Regions from separate parts of the Homo sapiens genome. Here region 2 is linked to region 1. The links are chromatin loops, found by intact Hi-C in ENCODE. Cell type or tissue: Caco-2. All regions are shown on one strand. Links, peaks and the distances in the headings refer to the core of each region. The heading gives the core; the rest is flanking DNA. Region 1 holds the start of REG4 (regenerating family member 4). Region 2 holds the start of HMGCS2 (3-hydroxy-3-methylglutaryl-CoA synthase 2).

Region 1 (12,893 bases), core at 5,259-9,258:
CTGGCTAAATCCAGACTTTATAATGAAGGGAATCTCAAGTTAGATGTACAGGTTAGAAAATTTTAAGAGATTTTGTTCTTACCTGCAAGACCTCCTGGGCCAGTGCCAGAGATCTAACTATAGCAGGCTGAACAGTTTCATAGTCTGCATGGAGGCAATTTGTAAACCACCGAGCACTCGCCCCTGTTAGCTTCAGGAGGGCCAGCAGAGGGCGCCCAAGGCAAGCTTCCTCACAGGTAAGACGGATATGGGCATTCTGTTGTCAAGAAAATCCAATAGAATGGCTCCGACATTGAATTTTTAAATGTTAAAATTAAACGTGAGCACAGTGTCCAATACCCACATTTTACAGATGAGAAAACCTGAGGTCAGTAAGTATGAAGTCATTTGTTCATGGACACCAGCTATAAGCAGATCTGACTCCATCAGCACTCTTTCCTTTACACTTAGTTGACATCATTTTTAAAAATAAAGAACATGGCTTTATCTTTTCCCCATTAGCAAACAACACATGAGCTATTAGAAAATCAATGCAAAACTAGAAAATAAGAAGTAAATCCCATCTCCAGGAGATAATTTGGTGAGTAGCCTACAGATATCTTTCTATGCACCTCTCTCTGTGTACAATTTTATAAAAATAAGATCATATAGTCCTATAGCCTGGTTTTGTTTCTCAGAAACAGATTAATTGTAATACATTGTCTTGCACTCACATAACTTTCATGCATTTTTTATTTTTTCTTTAGTATAAATTCTCATATATAGGGTTGTGGCATCACACAACATGCACATTGTCATTTTAATACCCTTTGTTAAAATGTATGGGCTGTGATATTTACCTCATTAATAGGGCACTAAAAGGATTGGTTCCCTAAGCTCCCAGAGAATGCTTAATTTTGTCAAGTTTTTGGCTAATTTTGGTATATTAAAGAAGAACCTTAGTGTTTTAAAATATTTTATAATTACTAATGAAGTTGAACATCTTTTTATATAATGATTTGCTTTTAGTATTTGGTGAATTTTCATTTTACAGTTTTGCACATTTTTCTATTTCATTGTTTGTGAGATCTTTTTTGTATGTTTATTTGTGAGATCTTTTTTGTATGTTTATTGCCTTTCACGTGTTACTAATAGTATTTCTCAGTTTGTATTTTTCTCTTACTTATTATAATTTTTGCCATTCTGAAATTTTCAAAAATATTGTTATTTTTTATGTTTTTAAAAATAATTTTTAAATTTATATCAAAAGACTGGCCATTACTGTCACATAAGGTTAAAATATTTATCACTGTTCTATTTTCATCTGTCTGGGCTTTGTTTTAACATAAGTATGAAACTGAGTTCTGGATTTCCCTCCCAAATAATTCTTAAAATGAGTTAATTCATTGAATTCACATTTAATCATACTTTATGATTAAAAAATCTGAATATACAATCTAACTCTCAAATAATGGATTGCTTAAAGAGAATAATGTAAATGATGACTTTTCTGGAAAATCAATTCTGGGGTCCATCTGAACACTTTAAGGCAACATTAACTGAGAATGAGACAAAGCTTGGAGAGTGTGGATGTGACCTTCCCCACCCCTTACTTCTTTTTAAATCATTGCGTGAACCTTGCACTTTGCTAAACTTTCCTTCCAAAAGTAATAGTGTATTTTCAATGTCCTCAAACCCCTTTAAAACGCAAACAGAATTTCTCTGTCAAGGTGACCATCTGGGGGAAGGGAGAGGCAGCATCTTTTTTACTAATCTGTGAATAATTTTTAGTGAACTGATATTCATTGAATGTCTGCATGTCATGTTCATAAGTAAGCTGCACTGGGCCGGGTGTGGTGGCTCATGGCTGAAATCCCAGCACTTTGAGAGGCTGAGGCAGGTGGATCACCTGAGGTCAGGAGTTCAAGACCAGCCTGGCCAACATGGCACAACCCTGTCTCTATTAAAAAATACAAAAATTAGCTGGGCGTGGTGGCAAGTGCCTGTAATCACAGCTACTCAGGAGGCTGAGGCAGGAGAATCACTTGAACCTGGGAGGCAGAAGTTGCAGTGAGCCAAGATTGCACCATTGCTCTCCAGCCTGGGAGACAGAGCAAGACTCCATAAAAAAACAAAAACAAAAACAAAAACAGAAACAAAAACAAAAAACCTGCACTGTAGATCTCATGAATGCATGTTACAAATGAAGACACTGACACTTATGATTGAGTAACTTTTCTAAAGTTTCCCAGCTACCAGACTGCAGAGCCAAGATTTAACCCAACAGCTTGACACCAAAGCCAATGCTCTTTGCAGTGAAGGAAGAAAAGAAGGTAAATAATTTAAATCAAACAACACAGCAACAGAAAGCCTGACAAGCCTCACTAGAAATACAATTTGTCATTTCTGGCCTGGCTAATAGCTGACAGAGGAAAACAGATGTTTAAAGAAAGTCCCCCATCATCAACCGCGAGGAGGATTACCTGTTTGGCAACCAAGACTCTAAGGGCCCCTGCCTTCTTCAGTGTCTCCAGTGGTCCCAGTCAACGTTTCTGGAGCTTTTATATCTTCTTGCCTCAGGAATTAATAATCTTTACTTTAGTCACAAAGCGATAATATTATTTGAGAAAAACAATCCATCCATAAAAGTCTTATCTACAGTGAAAAAAATGAATCATATAAGAGACGGCTTCAGAATGTACGTAAGGTGTGCTTTGACTAGCCAGGAAAAGAACCTCTCCCTGTGTGCAAACAGAATCTTTTCTTCACATCACGTTATTAAAACTGACAACATCCTGTAATCTGTTATAAGCCCATCTTCCTCTCCCCTTATGTTACTTTTTCATGGCTGTCTTTTTATGCCTTGGTATGGTGGATTTCCTTTATTTCTCTTTTATTTCTAGAAGGATTTTCTGTCAGGGTCAGGAATAGGTTATGACCCATGCGGTGAGACTTGAGACCCACACACAGATTTTCCTTCCTAAAGCACCGACTCCACTCCTTCAACATGCGTGAGTTTCCTCAGAGATCTACTATTTGAGCTTCTCCCGCAGAACATGGATGATCATGTCAAAATAGCTTACATCAACAGAGTGTGTTACAATAACGGGTTTTCAGTGAAGTCATCAAATAAGATGCCAACAAAATCCTTGTGAGCAGCATAGGACACATATCCCCATTACACACTCAAGAAACCCAACCTTAAGAGAGATTAGAAACCTTCCGAGGTTCACAACACTGGTCAGCAGTGGACCTGGACACTGAACCTTGTCCTTCTGACTCCAAATATAGGTGTTTGCCAAAATACAGTTCTACTGAAAAATAGGCTATTTGAAAAGAGTAACAAGATTTTCTTTTCCAGTATAGATGGCAAAGGGTTAGGTTGTAGGTGCCAGAGATGACTCAACTTTAAACTACAGATTTAAGTCTGTAAAGGACCTTTATGTCTGGAAACTTTAAGTCTGGAAGGGACCATAGTAGTTATCAAATCTTACTCTTTTGTTCTACTGGTGAGGAAATTGAGGCCTAGAGAAACATTGTGACTAGTTTAATGCACAGACAGTTGTGGGTGAAGCTGATATCAGAAGCCAGCTTCCTTGCTCCCAGCTCACTGTTGTTTGGAAAATGCTACTCAACCTTTGTTATTAGATTTTTGCATCAGTTGTGTAAATTCATGGTAGGACATGAGAAAGTAATGCTTTCATGGTTCACAAAGAACATTTTAAAGAATCTCTCCCATCAGAATGTTTGACACAAACCTCTTTCTCTTTAGGCAGCTGGATGGGAATCATCATTGCTTCATGGCACAATGGCGTACAAAGATGTTAACTCCAAGCCTTTCAATTTCAGAAGTCCTGGTCCAGATGTAAGACAGAAAAGTTTTAACAAAATGGGTGATTAGATAGATCTCCTGTGTTTCCAGCAGCCATCCCAACCCTTAGTCTGCTATCCCCATGCCATTATCCAGATTTAAAGACTTGAGATGAGAGAGAAGAGAGTAGAACAGATTAGAAAACAAGATGTTCATAGGACTTTTAAGAGGTCTCTTACTGAACCCTCACATTGACTAGCTCCAAATTAAGGCATTGATAGGACTCACATAAACCTTTGAGATGTAAGAATGTAAAGGACCAGAAAATTGTCTGAATCAAAAAGGTCCACTGAATAGTAAGTTTATTTAAAAAAAAAAAGTCTACATATAAACACCTCATACATGAAATGGTCAAAGTGAGAATCCTAAAAGCCCCAAATCAGCAATGATCACCTTCAAAGTGACAAGGATGGGGATGGCACCATAATGGAGAGATAAAGTGGAAGCCAGGCAGCTTTCGAATAGTAGCTTTATTTATTTATTTATTATTTTTAATTTCAATAGGTTTTTGGGGAACAGGTGGTGTTTGGTTACATGATAAGTTCTTTAGCGGTGATTTCTGAGATTTTGGGGCACCCATCATCCAAGCGGTGTATACTATACCCAACGTGTAGCCTTTTATCTCCTGCCACCCCCCACCCTTTCGCCCGAGTCCCCAAAGTCCAGTGGATCGTTCTTGTGCCTTTGCATCCTCATAACTCCCACATATGACTGAAAACATCAGTGTTTGGTTTTCCATTCCTGAGTTACTTCACTTAGAATAATAGTCTCCAATTCCATCCAGGTTGCTGTGAATGCCATTATTTCATTCCTTTTTATGGCTCGGTAGTATGGAACACTAGCTTTAAAGTGCAAAGGAAAACAACTTTCAACCTGGAATTCTGTACCCAGCTAACCAACCATTAAGGGTGAGTATGACAAAAAGATATGTTAAAGTTATGAGAACGTAGTAAGATTGCTATCCATAGACTCATTGAAATTACTGCTTAAGCGTGTCCTTTGTCAAAAAATAAAATAATCCCAGAAGATGTGTTACAATAAAGAAATGTGTTGACTGTATTAGTTATAATAATGTTTAAAATAAAATTAATAGTAACTTTATTTCATTTTTAATATAAGTAGGAACAAAAATACCAGACAATAACAAACGAGATTAAAGAGAGTTAGGAATGAAGTTAAAATATTCTAAGATCTGATCATGATTAAATTGAGACTTCATTAGAAAATATTAATTTAAGTATATGTATTATCAGAGTACTTTTTTGATAATGCAAACTTGATGTTGCTGCACTTATGATGAAATATTACAATTGAGCCCCACATTCACCAAGACTTTCAGTATAGCAGGAAAATCTTTCTGAGTCGTACACCTTCATATCACTCTTGCCTCCAGCACTAATACTCCATCCAGTCAAATCTGTGCCCATCAACACCACATGTTGGTACTCCCTGGAACAACCCCATTCAAGGTCACACCTCCATGCCTTTTTTCATGTCATTCCTCTGCTTGCAATGCCCTTTTTCTCATTCCTTGTTTGGGTGTGTTTATTCATCTTTTAATTAGTTCATTCAATAAATATTGAATGTGATTAAGTGCAAGAATCTGGGTATATGGGTGTAGGTGTGGTAGGGAAGGGGACAGGAGGTGATAAAAAGTTGAAGAACAGCCATCTGGTTTCTGTCCTGCAGGATCTTGCCACAATGACAGCTTGGTTTGGTTTACAGCATTGCTTTGGAGGCTTTTCCTTATTCTACTCTCTGACAGCAGAGATGCCTTCCATTGTGCTCACATACCCCAGGCTCGGCACTTAAAGTCTCTATTTTCTGGTTGGCTACCTATATTTCACTAAGCTACTTCAGGTCAGGGATCACATCTCCTTCCTCTCTCTCACCTTATGTTCAGCAATTTTTAGTAGCGAAACTAACCAGCAATCCAAAGAAGAGTAATTGCTTCAAAATCTGCCTCTTTTCTTCTTAGGTATTTCCATCTAGAGGTTCTAGGGAACAAGCAAGCTCACTCATATCTTTCTTTTTCCCACAGAGGAAAACTTCACTTTTTTTTTTTCTCTTTTGAGATGAGTCTGGCTCTGTTGCCCAGGCTGGAGTACAGTGGTGTGATCTCAGCTCTATGCAGCCTCCATCTCCCAGGTTCAAGTGATTCTCCTGCCTCAGCATCCCAAATGACTGGGATTATAGGTGCCCATCACCAAGCCCAGCTAATTTTTGTACTTTTAGCAAAGATGGGGTTTCACCATATTGGTCAGGCTGGTATGGAACTCCTGACCTCAGGCGATCCACCCGCCTGGGCTTCCCAAAGTGCTGGGATTACAGGCATGAACCACTGCACCCAGCCCAGGAAAACTTCACTGAACATATTTTTGGAGAAGACATTCACTTCTTTGTCAGGGAGAAAAGCCTTATTTCCTCTCTTGGAAGAATTCATGCTCTAAGCCCACTTGAAACAATTAAACTTCATCTATGTGGTGATTTAACTTGGCTTCCTAAAAGACTCCAAATGGAAACCTGTGCATTAGTACATCCCTATAGGTAGATAGTACATTTCTCAAAAGTGGCATGTGATTAAACATGCTTAGATAAAAGTGAATATTCTGATAAAAAATTAAAATGTGATCTCTCTCCATAAGTCCACAGATATTCAGTAAGCTCTCATCAGTTTGTGACATGCTGGTACAGCTGTCTAACAGAATTCCCTAAGATAATGGATGTATTCTAATCTGTGGTTTCAGTGAGGTAGTCACTAGCCACATATGGCTATCAAGCACTCAAAATACGATGACTAAGAATGTGGAATTGAATTGTGAGCTTCATTTAATTCCAATTAGTTAAACTTAAGTTTAAACAGCTATGTGTGGCTAGTGGCTACCATATTGTACAGCACAAACCAAGAAGATGGGGGCGAATATTTTTGTGGAAACAAGTTGATGTGGAAGAAAAGATGAATCGTTCCTGTTTGCAGGGAAGCTTAGAGACAGAGGGAAACTCGTGGAAGTAAGTTCTGAGTACTGAAGGAATTGTGGGGAGTTTGGGGGAAAGCTATAGAACTTGCATTTGAGCCAAATGTAATTAGGTCACCAAGCAGGAGTGTCTCAGCTGACACCTAGGGTACATTTTAGAAAGAAATCTTTGTCCTTCTCTGCGATGTGATAGACTGAGTCTGGTGTTCTTTTGTCACATCTGCAGCACATTTTTCGTTCTCTTCTTTCCCTAGTTGAAGCTTGGATGCGATTCCTTTCCCTTCCTCTTCAAATGACTGATGAACTTCATCCTGAGTCGAATAGTGGAGCTTCTCAGTATTTCTTCATTTGAGGTCGAGGGTAAATTGCCTATAGTTTCAGTCTGACAGCTACTCACTTAGGACCCATTTTAACTAATGAACAGTTTCTGTTTTACTAGTAGTTGATAACTGTCAGAAGTTTTTTGAAAGGGTCGAAAGAAGAACCCCAGCCAGATGGGCAGCAGTGTGGAAAATATAGATTGAAATGGCGTTAGAAAGAGGTCAAAGAAGGTGTATTTTGGGGGAATGTAAAAAAATGAAGTCTGGTAGAAGGATTTGGGGAAGAACTGACATGACTATATAATATGGAGGTGAGTCTTGTAATTTTTTTCTAATCTTAAATCCTAAGAAACAGCATGAACTAATCATTATATTTAAAAAGAAGGAAAAAAGTACTGTGATTTTGTCCCTGCTTCCACAGGGTGCAGAGTTTTATGGCCTTGGACTTTGTCCCTTCATATTTGACAGCGATGTTGACCATGATCACTGATACAAGCAAACCCTTAACATCTCCTGATATTGAAGCAAATCCTATCAGCAGGAGAAAGGAAATGAGTCACTGTGGAGGTGTCCATTAACTTTTATAGCCAGTTTGAAAAAACTCTTGTCTTGAGAGCAGCAGGATTCATCCCCACTCACTCACCCCACAGTGGGAGACACGTGGCATGGAACTAACTCTCCTTCTCCACCACTTCATGAACAACCTATTATCTATTTTCATGATAAGCTCTCCAGCTAGAAAGCATCAGTTGATTTGCCCAAGAGGCACAATGGAAGTTCCACTACCAAGATGTAAAATAAAAAGCTTTCATCTCTTAAGGTTTTCAACTCAAACTTAATTTCCTTCATGATTCCTGTCCTAAACCAGCCCCCTCCTCTATAACATTTCCCACAGTGTGTGGAAATTATTTGCTTATGGGCCTAATGTCCTCAATAAGGTATCTTTTCTCAAGAACAGAGATGTGACTTTTCATATTTGTCTATATGTCTGACACTTCAGTTGTGTTTAATAAGTGCTCACTAGACAAATCTCAGTGTATTGAAATCCCCAGGATAGCACTTGACACATAATAGGCCCACAATACATGTTAGTTTCTTTACTCTATATTTTCTTCTAAAGATTTTCACAGACTAGGTTGAGCTTTTTATCTCAATAATTTATATACATTTTACAGATGCATATGTAGAGGTGTAAAAGGCTATTATAATAGCAGGCACTATAATTCTTTTTTAGGGGAATTGTCTTTGATAGGGAAAATACCTTGGTAAGTAAATTGGGGTGGAAAGTGAGACCCTAAGAATATTGATTAGGAAAATGCAAGGCAGTAAAACGTACTTAAATTGTTCTGCTTTTTAGCAATAAACTTGAAATTTAATGGAGGGGAGCAGGAAAAAAGGTGAAGAGAGGGAGAGAAAGGAGACAGCAGAGTAGTAAAGCACTGCAATGTGTTCCAAAGGGCTTTTAAAAACATGTCTGTCTAATATTAAACTAAATTTTTGTTTACTCTTTTGTAAATTGTAAGCGTTCTAAATTCTGCTATGTTCACTGAGGCCTTGTAAGAGTGGAGATTTTGGGTTGCTTTGCTCTTATTTTTCTATTAGAATTTCAAAGTGTTGTGTTTATTAAAAAGCACAGTATTATATGTAGACCACAATTTCATTTTTGTAAAAAAAATAAGCTGTATAAGTATTCACGGGTGTATTAATTTGTATGCATAGAAAAATATGCAAATCACACTGATCTGTGATTATTCTTGGGGAATGAGATGGGAGTGGAAAAAGAGAAGAACTTTGACTTTTTATGGAATTTTGTGTTGTTTGAAAATGCTCACTAGCATGTTTTATTTTGTAATTAGCCAAACAAATAAATACATGAAATAATCCCTTTTCCAGCCACCTCACTAGGCTGCTGGGAAGACCAGTTATGATAATCTATGTGAAAATTGTTGAAAACTGTAAAGTGCTCTGAAAACTCAGAAGTGCTATAAACACACAAGGGATTATTTATGTCATTGAGCAAAATGACCCATGACTTTGGTTTCTCATTTCTTTATCATTAAAATAAGGGAGTTGGACTAGATGGTTTCTTAAACGCCTGCCAGGTTCACATTCTCTATGGTGTATCTCTGTTCCTTGCTTTTCAATCACCAAGCTCTCAAAATCTCATCCTCCTGCCTTATGGGCTTCCACAGCATGTCCTCAGGGCTCACCTGGTCTGTAGCCTTGGGCTTTGTGAGTCCCTGAAGATTATTTAGCCTGAGTTCAAGGAGGGCTGCTCTCCAGCACTAAATGTACAGGAAGCCTGCCTGTTTGCTGACTTCATTCGGTTGCCATAAAGCTGGATTAGATATCTGTAAGCATCTTTAATGACCAGGATTATTTGAGAACTTGTCTGTACCTCTTCTGGCTTGGAAAAAGCTATTTAACCAGAAGACCATGGCCTGTGATTTTTTTTCTTTTCTTTTTTTTTTAAATTATACTTTAAGTTCTAGGGTACATGTGCACAACATGCAGGTTTGTTACATAGGTGTACATGTGCCATGTGGGTTTGCTGCACCCATCAACTCATCATTTACATTAGATATTTCTCCTAATGCTATGCCTCCCCCAATCCCCTACCTCCTGACAGGTGTGTGATGTTCCCCGCCCTGTGTCCAAGTGATCTCATTGTTCAATTCCCACCTATAAGTGAGAACATACGGTGTTCGGTTTTCTGTCCTTGTGATAGCTTGCTGGGAATGATGGTTTCCAGCTTCATCTATGTCCCTACAAAGGACATGAACTCATCCTTTTTTTTTTAAATTATACTTTAAGTTTTAGGGTACATGTGCACAACGTGCAGGTTTGTTACATATGTATACATGTGCCATGTTGGTGTGCTGCACCCATTAACTCGTCATTTAACATTAGGTATATCTCCTAATGCTATCCCTCCCCTCTTCCCCCACCCCATGACAGGCCCCAGTGTGTGATGTTCCCCTTCCTGTGTCCATGTGTTCTCACTGTTCAATTCCCACCTACGAGTGAGAACATGCAGTGTTTGGTTTTTTGTCCTTGCAATAGTTTGCTGAGAATGATGGTTTCCAGCTTCATCCATGTCCCTACAAAGGACATGAACTCATCATTTCTTATGGCTGAATAGTATTCCATGGTGTATATGTGCCACATTTTCTTAATCCAGTCTATCATTGTTGGACATTTGGGTTGGTTCCAAGTCTTTGCTATTGTGAATAGTGCTACAATAAACATGCGTGTGCATGTGTCTTTATAGCAGCATGATTTATAATCCTCTGGGTATATACCCAGTAATGGGATGGCTGGGTCAAATGGTATTTCTAGTTCTAAATCCCTGAGGAATCACCACACTGACTTCCACAATGGTTGAACTAGTTTACAGTCCCACCAACAGTGTAAAAGTGTTCCTATTTCTCCACATCCTCTCCAGCGTCTGTTGTTTCCTGACTTTTTAATGATTGCCATTCTAACTGGCATGAGATGGTATCTCATTGTGGTTTTGATTTGCATTTCTCTGATGACCAGTGATGATGAGCATTTTTTCATGTGTCTGTTGGCTGCATAGATGTCTTCTTTTGAGAAGTGTCTGTTCATATCCTTTGCCCACTTTTTGATGGGGTTGTTTGTTTTTTTATTGTTAATTTGTTTGAGTTCTTTGTAGATTCTGGATATTAGCCCTCTGTCAGATGGGCAGATTGCAAAAATTTTCTCCCATTCTGTAGGTCGCCTGTTCACTCTGATGGTAGTTTCTTTTGCTGTGCAGAAGCTCTTTAGTTTAATTAGATCCCATTTGTCTATCTTTAGCCTGTGATTTTTGGTTATTTGCTTTCTCTCATCTTTCTTTTTATTTCACTTTGGATTCTGATGGCTTCAAAATTTCCCCCTCCCTCCCTTCTTCTTCTCTTTCTCCCTGTCTTCCTTTCTTCTCCCCTGGTCCTTTAAGTCATTTTCTTTCTATTATGTATCCACTTGTTTCTTATCTGTTGTGTTTTACCATATCACCTCCTCTAAATGACTAGGTGAAAATACAGATTCCTTTATTACCAAATTCCTTGTTTCATTTTGTATTTTATGAAGATTTTTGTGATAGCATTATTTTATTTGGTTTAATTTATATAGAATAAAATGCACACATCTTAAATATTAAACTAGAAGGATTTTGACATATCTATACACTTGTGTAACATTAATTCAGATCAAGATAGAGAACAGTTTCATCACCTTGGAAAATTCCTCCTGCCCTTTCCCAGTCAGTCTTCCCACCAATGATACAACTATTCTTACTTCTTTCACCATAGATTAATTTTGCCTTTTTGTCAATTTCATATGAATGAAATCATATAATACATACTCTTTCATATCTGGATTTTTTCACTCAACATAATGCCTCTGTAATTCATCTACATTGTTGCCGGTATTAATAGTTTGGATTTTTTTATATTGCTAAGTACTATTTCATTATATGAATGTGGCACAGGTTATTTATTATTATTATTATTATTATTATTATTATTATTATTATTATTATTATTCATTCTTGGTTGACGGGCATTTTGGCTATTTCTGGTTTTGGCCTAAAGTTTCTATGAATATTCTTTTTTTTCTTTATTTCTTCTTAAAAAAAAAAAAGGGACGCATGTGCCGAACATGCGGGTTTGTTCCATAGGTATACATGTGCCATGGTGGTTTGCTGCACCTATTGACCTGTCCTCTAAGTTCCCTCCCCTCTACTCCTATCCCCCAACAGCCCCTGGTGTGTGTTGTTGCCCTTTCTGTGTGTTTTGGTTACTGTAGCCTTGTAGTATAGTTTGAAGTCTGGTAGCGCGATGCCTCCAGCTTTGTTCTTTTTGCTTAGGATTGTCTTGGCTATACAGGGTCTTCTTTGATTCCATATTAAATTTAAAATAGTTTTTTCTAATTCTATGAAGAATGTCAATAGTACTTTGATGGGAATAGCACTGAATCTATAAATTACTTTGGGCAGTATGGCCATTTTCATGATACTGATTCTTCCTATCCATGAGGATGGAATGTTTTTCCATTTGTTTGTGTTCTCTCTTATTTCCTTCAGCAGTGGTTTGTAGTTCCCCTTGAAGAGGTCCTTCACATCCCTTGTTAGCTGTATTCCTAGGTATTTTATTCTCTTTGTAGCAATTGTGAATGGGAGTTCATTCATGACTTGGCTCTCTGCTTGCCTATTGTTGGTGTAAAGGAATGGTTGTGATTTTTGCACATTGATTTTGTATCCTGAGACTTTGCTGAAGTTGCTTATCAGTTCAAGAAGTTTTTGGGCTGAGCTGATGGGGTTTTCTAAATAAAAAATCATATCATCTGTGAACAGAGACAACTTGAAGTCCTCTCTTCCTATCTGAATACCCTTTATTTCTTTCTCTTGCCTGATTTCCCTGGCCAGAACTTCTAATACTATGTTGAGTAGGAGTGGTGAAAGAGGGTATCCTTGTCTTGTACCGCTTTTCAAAAGGAATGCTTCCAGCTTTTGCTTATTCATTATGATATTGGCTATGGGTTTGTCATAATAGCTCTTATTATTTTGAGATATGTTCCATCAATACCTAGTTTATTGAGAGTTTTTAACATGAAGGGGTGTTGAATTTTATTAAACGCCTTTTATGCATTTATTGAGATAATCATGTGGTTTTTGTCTTTGGTTCTGTTTGTGTGATGGATTGTGTTTATTGATTTGCATATGTTGAGCCAGCCTTGCATCCCAGG
Region 2 (8,447 bases), core at 1-4,000, 50 kb before region 1:
ATATCAGTATTGCCTGAATCCTGGAAGAGTTCCATGAGCACTGTTTTGACAGCTTTGGACTTGTCAATGATGGTCTCAGTGCCTACTTCCAGCCTGCCCACAGAGTCCCATGGGAGCTGTATGCGCTCCATCAGCCGTTGCACCACCGTCAGGCACAGGGAGTTGATGTCCTCTTGGACTGAGCAGAAGCCCATACGGGTCTGGCCCAAGCCCACTGTATACTTTCCTGCTTCCACATTGTTATACTTCTCCAGGTCAGTTTGGTCCACATATTGGGCTGGGAAGTAGACCTCCAGGGCCAGGATGCCCACGTCCTTTGGCCAAGTATCTGTTTTGGCCAGGGGGACAGCAGAGGCTGTAGAAAACCTGTGATGGAGATAACAGTCAAACTCCCACTAATGGTCTGTAGACAATTTCCTCAAAAGACAGTAACATAGCAATCATTTAATTAATTTTCTATATTTTGAAGCTATGTTATCAGATGACTACAAATTTAGTATTGTTATTATCTTTTCATTGAATTGACCCTTCTATACTTATTAAATATCCCTTTTCATCTTTGTGATATTCTTGGCATAAAGTTTCCTTTCCTGACGTCGATATAGCTACACTAGCTTTTTGCTTACTGTTTCCATGGTACATCTTTTTCTGTCCCTTTTTACTTTCAACTTCTTAACGTCTTTATCTTTAACATACATCTCTTGTGATCGGTATATATATTTTAGTCCTTTAAAAAAATTTTAATAAGTCTAACAATAGTGGTGTTTTAATTTGAGTATTTCATCCATTTATATTTGTTGTAATTACTAATATAGTTGGAACTAAATCTTTTTTTTTCTCTTTTTTGAGACGGAGTCTCACTCTGTCACCCGGAGTCTCACTCTGTCACCCAAGCTGGAGTGCAGTGGCGTGATCTCTGCTCACTGCAAGCTCCGCCTCCTGGGTTCACACCATTCTCCTGCCTCAGCCTCCTGAGTAGCTGGGACTACAGGCACCTGCCACCACGCCCAGCTAATTTTTTGTATTTTTAGTAGAGACAGGGTTTCACCGTGTTAGCCAGGATGGTCTCGATCTCCTGATCTCGGTCTTCCAAAGTGCTGGGATTACAGGCGTGAGCCACCACGCCCAGCCGGAACTAAGTCTATTTTTTTATTTGTTTCTATTTGTCTCATTTGTTCTTTGTTCTTTTATTCCTCCTTTCCCATATCCTTTTAGAGTAAGCAAATATTTATTATTCATTTTATACCCTCTTTTCCTTTTACTGGTGACCTTAAAGATTATAACATGCATAATTGGCTTGTTGTAATCTTACTTAAATTAATACTTATCTTACTTTTGGAACACTGCAAAAACTTTAGGTTGACTTTATTTACTCTCTGCATCCTTTTGAACCATTATTGTCATATACTTTACTTCTACATGTTATAAGCCCTTATAGGGCATAATTATACAATCTTTACTCATTTTAAAAGTGTACCTCTAATTACATGTCTTTCTCCTTTCTTTTTTCTACACAAGAACATACCCACTGTTTTCCTACTTTTAAGTAAGTTTTCTGCTAGCTGATTTTTCTGATAGGGCCTTCCAATGTTTATTGAGCACACCCAACACAGTTCTAGTCCAAATACACAGCAGTGAATAAGACATGCATTGTGCCCATAAAGAGAGCACAGCCCAGTGAAAGAAGCAGACATTTTACAGCTAAATATGCAGGGAACACAGACAGCAGAAAGAGCAATTCTAAACGAGAGCAGAGGAAAAAAGGAAGGGGAAGGAGTCAGCAGAAGAAGGGAGAGATGATCTATTTCTTTTCTGGACCAATTCACTTCTCTTTAACCCAGATTCTTAATATCCCTGGCGAAAATCTGTGTTCCCTTTTGTATGGGAGCATACTGGAGGTGAACTTGGTGATCTCTGTACTGCTCCCATACAAAAGTACTTTATACCTTCTGTTCACTTTAGCAACATTCTTCATTTTATAGTTAGTGAAACCAAGGCACACACTGGTAAAGTGATGCACTCAGGGTAACTTCATAGTTTCTCACGTGTTAGAAATACTCTGTCCCTTCACTGCCCTGGGTGCCAGGCTTATAAATTTAGCTCCATTCTACGGGAGCTGGAACTCAGATTGAATGTGTCTATCAATCATCTTTGGGATTCTGAGCCTCTGGTAGAATTCTAGAGCCTCTCCCAGCAGCAAGGTCACTTCTAAGGACAGCTGTGAGGCAAAAGTGGATCATATGATCACAAGATAGTGAGGCAGAATGATAAATACACATTATATCTGACAGGAGAGGTTTGGAGTTTATTTATCTTCCCTATTTATTTGACTCCCTCCAAATAACTGGAGTTTGTACTCTCAAATATTTACGGAGGAGCTTCCCCAGTACCCGGGAGCTAATGGTTAAGCCAGCGCTTGTCCTGCCAGCTTGGCTGCCTTTCTCTCAGCCTCATTCTCGCTCTGACTTCTCTGGGCTGGCTCCCTCCCTTTCTTCCCAGTTAGAAATCAAAGCTTGCAAGAAGAAGCTTAGAATGGGTCAGTTGGTAACTTTTGTAGCTGTCTTGGTGGGGAGCTATTTCTAGAAATGGATTATAAAGCCTTGAAGAAAATTAACACGGAGAGGCTTCCAGAAGCTTCAGCCCACCGAAGTTAAGAGTATCCTTCTCATCTTGTGCTTTCTCTAAAGAATGATCACTTTGTGTAATTTTAAATCATTTTTCTCCTGGTGTTGCCCACTTCAAGAACATGCACCACACCTTTACTTCTGTATTCCATCTTGCCTCCTTCCCTTGTGTTTCAAAATTAATTACTACACTTCAGGCACTGTGCTGGGAAGGGTTTGTGAGGGTTGAACAAAGGGGTTGGACAAAGAAAAGAAGAGGGTGAGGTTCTTGAGACCTCCTTGACCAGTGTGAGGAATGATAAGCACACATATAACCCAACTTCAAGGCAGAATGTGGTCAGGCCCACAAAAAGGAATGTGAGCAAAATCTACAGGAGTTCAAAGGAAGCAGAGATTTCAGTGGGTTGGAGGATCAGAGAAGCTTCGTGGAAGAGACCGCATTTGAGGCAAACCTTGATGGATGACAGACTTCTGCCAGTGAAGAACTGGAGGGGAATGAAGGGGCAGTGGCCACGGCAGGGGGTGACTGAACAAGTAAGGAACCCTGGAGATGCAGGTGTATAGGGGAGCAGGGAGACAATATGTGAGAAATACAGTAAGTGGAGGGCACAAGTCTTACCGAATTTTGAAGACAGCAAAGCAGATGCTGAGATGAAAGTCTCTTTTAGGTTGGAGTTAGAGCCAATGTGGGTTGGATTAAAGGCGATTAGACATATAGAGAAAAGGTGACTCATGAAAAGCAATATTAGTTCAAGCCATGCATAATGGGATTAACTGTGAATATACCAGAAGGGAAATGGGAATGATTCCAAGAGTTTGAACCAAGGGAGTCAGAATGTTGGGGAGGATTGATGTATGTCTTTTGGCTGATGGCCAACTATTGCTATTAAAACAAGAAACCCACATCAATCTCTTCTTCACAAATATAGAAACAGGTTAAATCCTGAGCTGGGACATTTAACCCACATGCAGGGTTTGGCAGTGCATGGGGAGAGTGAGATGATGGTAGCATAATGAAAAATATAAGAAAGCTATGTGCATTTGCCTCTACCATGCACATCTATACACCCAGGTTCCTTGGGTATTTGGCAAGGAAAGACACTAGGTCAAAATCATTTTTCTAAATATTTAGTAGTCATAGAATATAGAGTAAAAATGTAAGGAAATAAAGAACTAGTCCCAATGTGTAGTGGATGGTTTGGGGATTAGACAGAAACACATAGGTGGCTGGGAGCCTGAGGCACTAACGATAGCTGTGTTACCATCATCGCTGACAATGGAAAACATAAGCACTTGAGCCATGTTCAGGGACTATTTACAAAGAAAAGGAGTGTGCATGTTCTTCTTGCAAAGAGCATGTACACATACACACATAAACACACATTTCCCCTTTTCATAAAATTGGAACACAAGGCAAACACAGCTTCTCATCCTCAGTCCATTTCTGATTCTGCTGCAGTGATATAAAGTCACTGGTTTTACTAACACTGCAGTTGGCACAAGGTCCTGTGGTTCTAGGCAGAGGCTAGGGGTGAAGGTGGGAATGGTGGTGTAGAGAGGAAAGCTGTGGCCTGGTACTGATATTTCTACTGCTTCATGCAGCTGGCAGAGTAAAAGTTGCCATTGCTCACAAACACAGCATGTGTCAGAGGTTTGGGCTCTTCTCACTCTACAGCTGAAAGGGATTGTCTGTTTAGAGATGAGGTAACTGAGACCCTTTAAAGTTAACTTGCTTGTCTAAGGCTGCTGTGCACAAGCCTTGCCAAATTTTGAGTGGGATTCTAGTGAGTTTTCCCCAATAGCAGGGAAAAACTATCTTTTACTAGTTACAAGGTGCTTCTCAGAAAGTGACTCACCTTTGGTGGGCTACTGGGAGCAGGCGAGCAGGTGTGAGGGAGGTTTCCTGCACCGCTCTTGTCAGTTGCAGAATGCGCTTCACTGGAGTCAACAGACGCTGCATCTCCAGAGGAGCAAGCAGAAACCCAGCAGTTCAGAAACCCAGCAGAAACCTTGAAAGAGATGCCCAGTGGTGCCCGGCAGGACTTTATAAAGCCCCAAGACTCCTGCCTCCCTAAGCCCCGCCTCTGCTCACCGTGGCTCAGTCTGCTTCTAAAACTGGGTCAAAGGGCTCACTCAGAACACGGGCGAGTCAAAGACAAACAGCATCTCTCCAACATGTACATAGCTGCCCTGCTCCTGAGCATGTGTGGGAATGGCTGGGCATTGTTCCTCCTACTCCATCAGGCTCTGTGGCAGCCTTGATTCTGCCCAGCTACCTAAGCAGGAGGTTATGATGTTCCTTGTTGTATCACATCCCAAGGTAACCCTATGTGTCTTGTTTTAGACCCTGGCTCCTTATCTGTATTACTCTCACTGGGTGTTCCACACTCCTCTCTGTGGTGTTAGTTGTTATTATTTTAATGTGCTATGCATTATAAGAAACATCTTTCTAAACCAAAGGGAAACTCTTTTAATAGTAGCTTTTCAAGGAGTTGGGAGTGAGTGTTGGCACATAGGCCAAGGGCTGGGCGTTAGAGTATGTGGAACCTACTATATTTCTCCTGTTTATTGTCCACCCTTTTACTTGTACAGCTCTACACAATTTCCAAGTGGGATGAAATTAGTGTTGTAGTAAAGGGACAGGAGCCTCAAAGAGGTGACAGTTTGAAGCTCAATCTCCTAAGGAGGAAAGGTTTACTTTATAGATGAGGTCAGAGTTATGTATAAAGGAGTCATTTTCCCAAAGACCTGCAGCTAGGAAGTTGCAGAATGAGAACTCAACCATGTCTTTTGACTCCAGATTCTGGTCCTTCTGCTTTGCTCTTCTACTACTCAATAAAAAGGCTCCTGCCATCTGATTTTCCAAATGAATGTCTCCCTCCACTCCTCCCACAGCACCAATCTTCCTCTACCTTTTGTGAGTCATGCATTCACTCCTTAGTTCATTCAGTCATCCCCATCACCAACCCCCTGTCTAATATGAGTGTGTAGGGAACACAGAAAAGAGCTGGAGTGGTTCCTGCTTTAGGAGGATATAGTTGACTTCATGTTCCTACAGACAGAGAATGTCTAGGTGCCCCCAGCAGTCCAGGATATCTAGGTCTTCCATCTTATCTTTAAATTCTTATCTCCATATATCTTGGTGTGTTGGTGTTCTAACTCAATCTCCTACCTTGCTGTGTCACCTCCTGCTCTTACACTCAGCCTTTTGCAAAGTTCTGTCGTCAGTGAAATTCTTCATTTCCAATCTCTTCTCTGAAATACCTGTTGCTTCTTGTCAATCCAATGCACTTTAAATGCTTACAACAAGGCCTGTGTCCTCTTTGCTTCATACTATCTCTTCCAGGGTATTTCTCCTCTTCCTCCTCTCAAAACCCCTGCTGTCTTAAAGCACATGCTACAGTCTGTGCCACCCAGTGCCCTTATTCTTGCAGTCAACTAACTGTCATGTTCCACTGTCCCTCATTGATAAAATTTAAGCACATAGATCACTACTTTCCTCTCCACCATCAGTCATCTCAATGGATGTGAGATGTCAATCTCCACATAAGATAATTCACCTGCCCTAGCCTCTCACTGAAGCTCCCACAGCCATGTCCGTGTTCATGGACATGACTTTAGCCTCCCACTCCACAGTCATAATGTGGACTTTGTTATTACAGTGTCTATGCCACCTCCAACATTTTAGTTTCATGCATTCCAATTTCCAACCACCTCTATATTCCCTGCTCCTGTTTAAAGTACCCTCACACCTTTTTCTCCCACTGAGACCACCACTGACTCCTCTATGTTTTTAGCATTTGTTACACCTCATCACCTCTTTTCTCTCCTTATCCAGATCAGATTAACCATGGTGCCTCACCATAAGCAATCCCTTGCACACACTTTGCAATTTGTGCTCTCTGTCGGACTGGCCTAGCAAACCTTCAATTTTGGTTAAACCCAACTCTTAATCTACTCTGCGCCTGCATCTGAGCAGCTAAACATAGATGAAGAAAAACACAACTTTGTACTAACTTGTTAGCTTTAAATTTACAAACATACATCTCAAGTGGACCCTCACCATGGCCTGGTAACTCTACTACCTTTTCCCAGTCCATTTGCTCTCCCATCCCAAGAGGGCTAGTCACAACTTCTCTTCTGCCATAGCCCCTTTCTACTCATTCTCAGCTGATCACTTTGACTCTGAATTCACTGAGAAAATAGAAACAATCAGAAAAGAATAACTCCGTTTTCCATGAGCAAATCTGGCAAATTGCCTGCCTTTATACCCCACACATTGCCTTCTCACTGCCTTCTCACTATGCAGAGGAAGAGTCCCTGCTCTGGCCTCGGGCCAGCACCACCATGTGTGCACTGGTTGTACTGCTTGTTTCTCACATAAGGCTGTGCTCCTGCAGTTTTCCCCTCTCTTTCTCATGATCTATTTTCCCTTTCTACTACATTCTTCTTGTGTTATTGTTCTTATACAATCCCATCTTTAAATACCTCCTCTTGACTCTATATGTCTTACTGAGTGCCACCAAATCTATGCTGTCATCTATAGGGAAATTTATTTAAAATGTCTGCTTTCAGTGTTTTACAAGCTTACCTCTCATTCTGTCTTTAATTGACCACTAAGGCTTTTGCCCCCAGTGCTCCAAGGAATTCCCTCTCATCAAGGTCACCAGTGGCTTCCTTATTGCCAAATGCAGTGTTTGCTCTTGAACCTTCAGCTTACTAGACCTCTTAGCAGCAAATGGCAAGGCTGCTCTCCCTTCTTCTCAAAGCACCTTTTTCACTTTGCCCTTAGACCTGACAATCCCATGGTTTTCCTCCAAATCCCTGGCCACTCCCCACAGGTGCTCCCCTCTTTCTGATCTCTAAATTTTGGAGTACTCAGGTAGTCTCCACATGTTCCTTATTCCACTAAGAAAATGGATAAAACTCGATAGTGTTAAAGTAAATTTAATGTGGCCCAAAACTGCCTAGGTAGGTAGGGTACTTAACCTAATATATAAACAAACCGCAACCTAACCTGAGAGTGTATTCATGTAACAAGTAGCTGAGTCTTGACCAATCATAGCAGCCATGCTTTCAGTCAATCGCAGGCTGCAAATTGCCAAAACATGTTCCTGTAAGGCAAATGCCAGCTGTAACCAATCAAGCTATTTTTGTCTCTAAATACTGACAGTCCAATATTTCTATTGGAGATCTCTAAATCTTTACTAATTCAGGGTGCTGACTTATTCATGAATGGTTTCTTTGCTCAAATAAATTCAACTAAATTTAATTTGTTCAAGGTTTTACTTTTAACAATAGAAACATTAAACTCTTACACAAACATCACACGGGATTATGGCTACATCATGGCTCAGTTTGATAGAATTGAAGACCAAAACTATCCAATCCAATGCAAATTTTAATTAGTGTATATAACAAATTGGCACTGTGATAAGCACTGGGAATACAGATAGATGGATCAACTTCATTCCCTTCTCTCTTTTAAGCTGACATGTACTAAGTAATTACTGCGTGCTAGGTACTGTGCTAAGTACTTTCCGTTCATTATCTCATTTAATTTTTACAACTGTCTGAGGTTGGCACTATTGTTAAGCCCATTTTACAGATGAGGAAACTGAGGTTCAGGAAAATTATATAACCATTTGTGGTTTTAGATCTAGTAAATGGCCTGAATGGGCTTTGAATCCAGGTATCTGGCTCTACACATAACCTGAGTCAATCATGAACCATTTTTGACTTGGGAAGGTGGAAATTTTATATGGCCAATCTAATATTAAGTTGTTCCTTTGGGATAAGGGAACTTGTAGATTGAGGAAGCAC

Evidence for each region. A loop is a pair of places that touch in the nucleus more often than their neighbours do. Peaks named below come from ENCODE experiments on the same cell type or tissue, not always from the same donor. Only the 100,000 strongest peaks of a DNase experiment are listed, where the experiment ranks them.
Region 2: a loop joins it to region 1, with 7 times the contacts of the local background. A loop is called at or near these places in 3 of 110 quality-filtered maps.

The regions. Positions count from the first base shown.
Region 1 is chr1:119,808,947-119,821,839 of GRCh38, forward strand. REG4 (regenerating family member 4) reads right to left here and starts at 2,514. Exons shown (of 6, transcript NM_032044.4): 1 at 2,463-2,514. In Caco-2, for the core only: no CTCF peak of the experiment used is centred there; a DNase peak (open chromatin) is centred at 7,755.
Region 2 is chr1:119,764,261-119,772,707 of GRCh38, forward strand. HMGCS2 (3-hydroxy-3-methylglutaryl-CoA synthase 2) reads right to left here and starts at 4,645. Exons shown (of 10, transcript NM_005518.4): 1 at 4,481-4,645; 2 at 1-366. The coding sequence starts at 4,584. RefSeq lists a silencer at 4,226-4,520. In Caco-2, for the core only: no CTCF peak of the experiment used is centred there; a DNase peak (open chromatin) is centred at 2,411; H3K4me3 peaks cover 2,459 bases.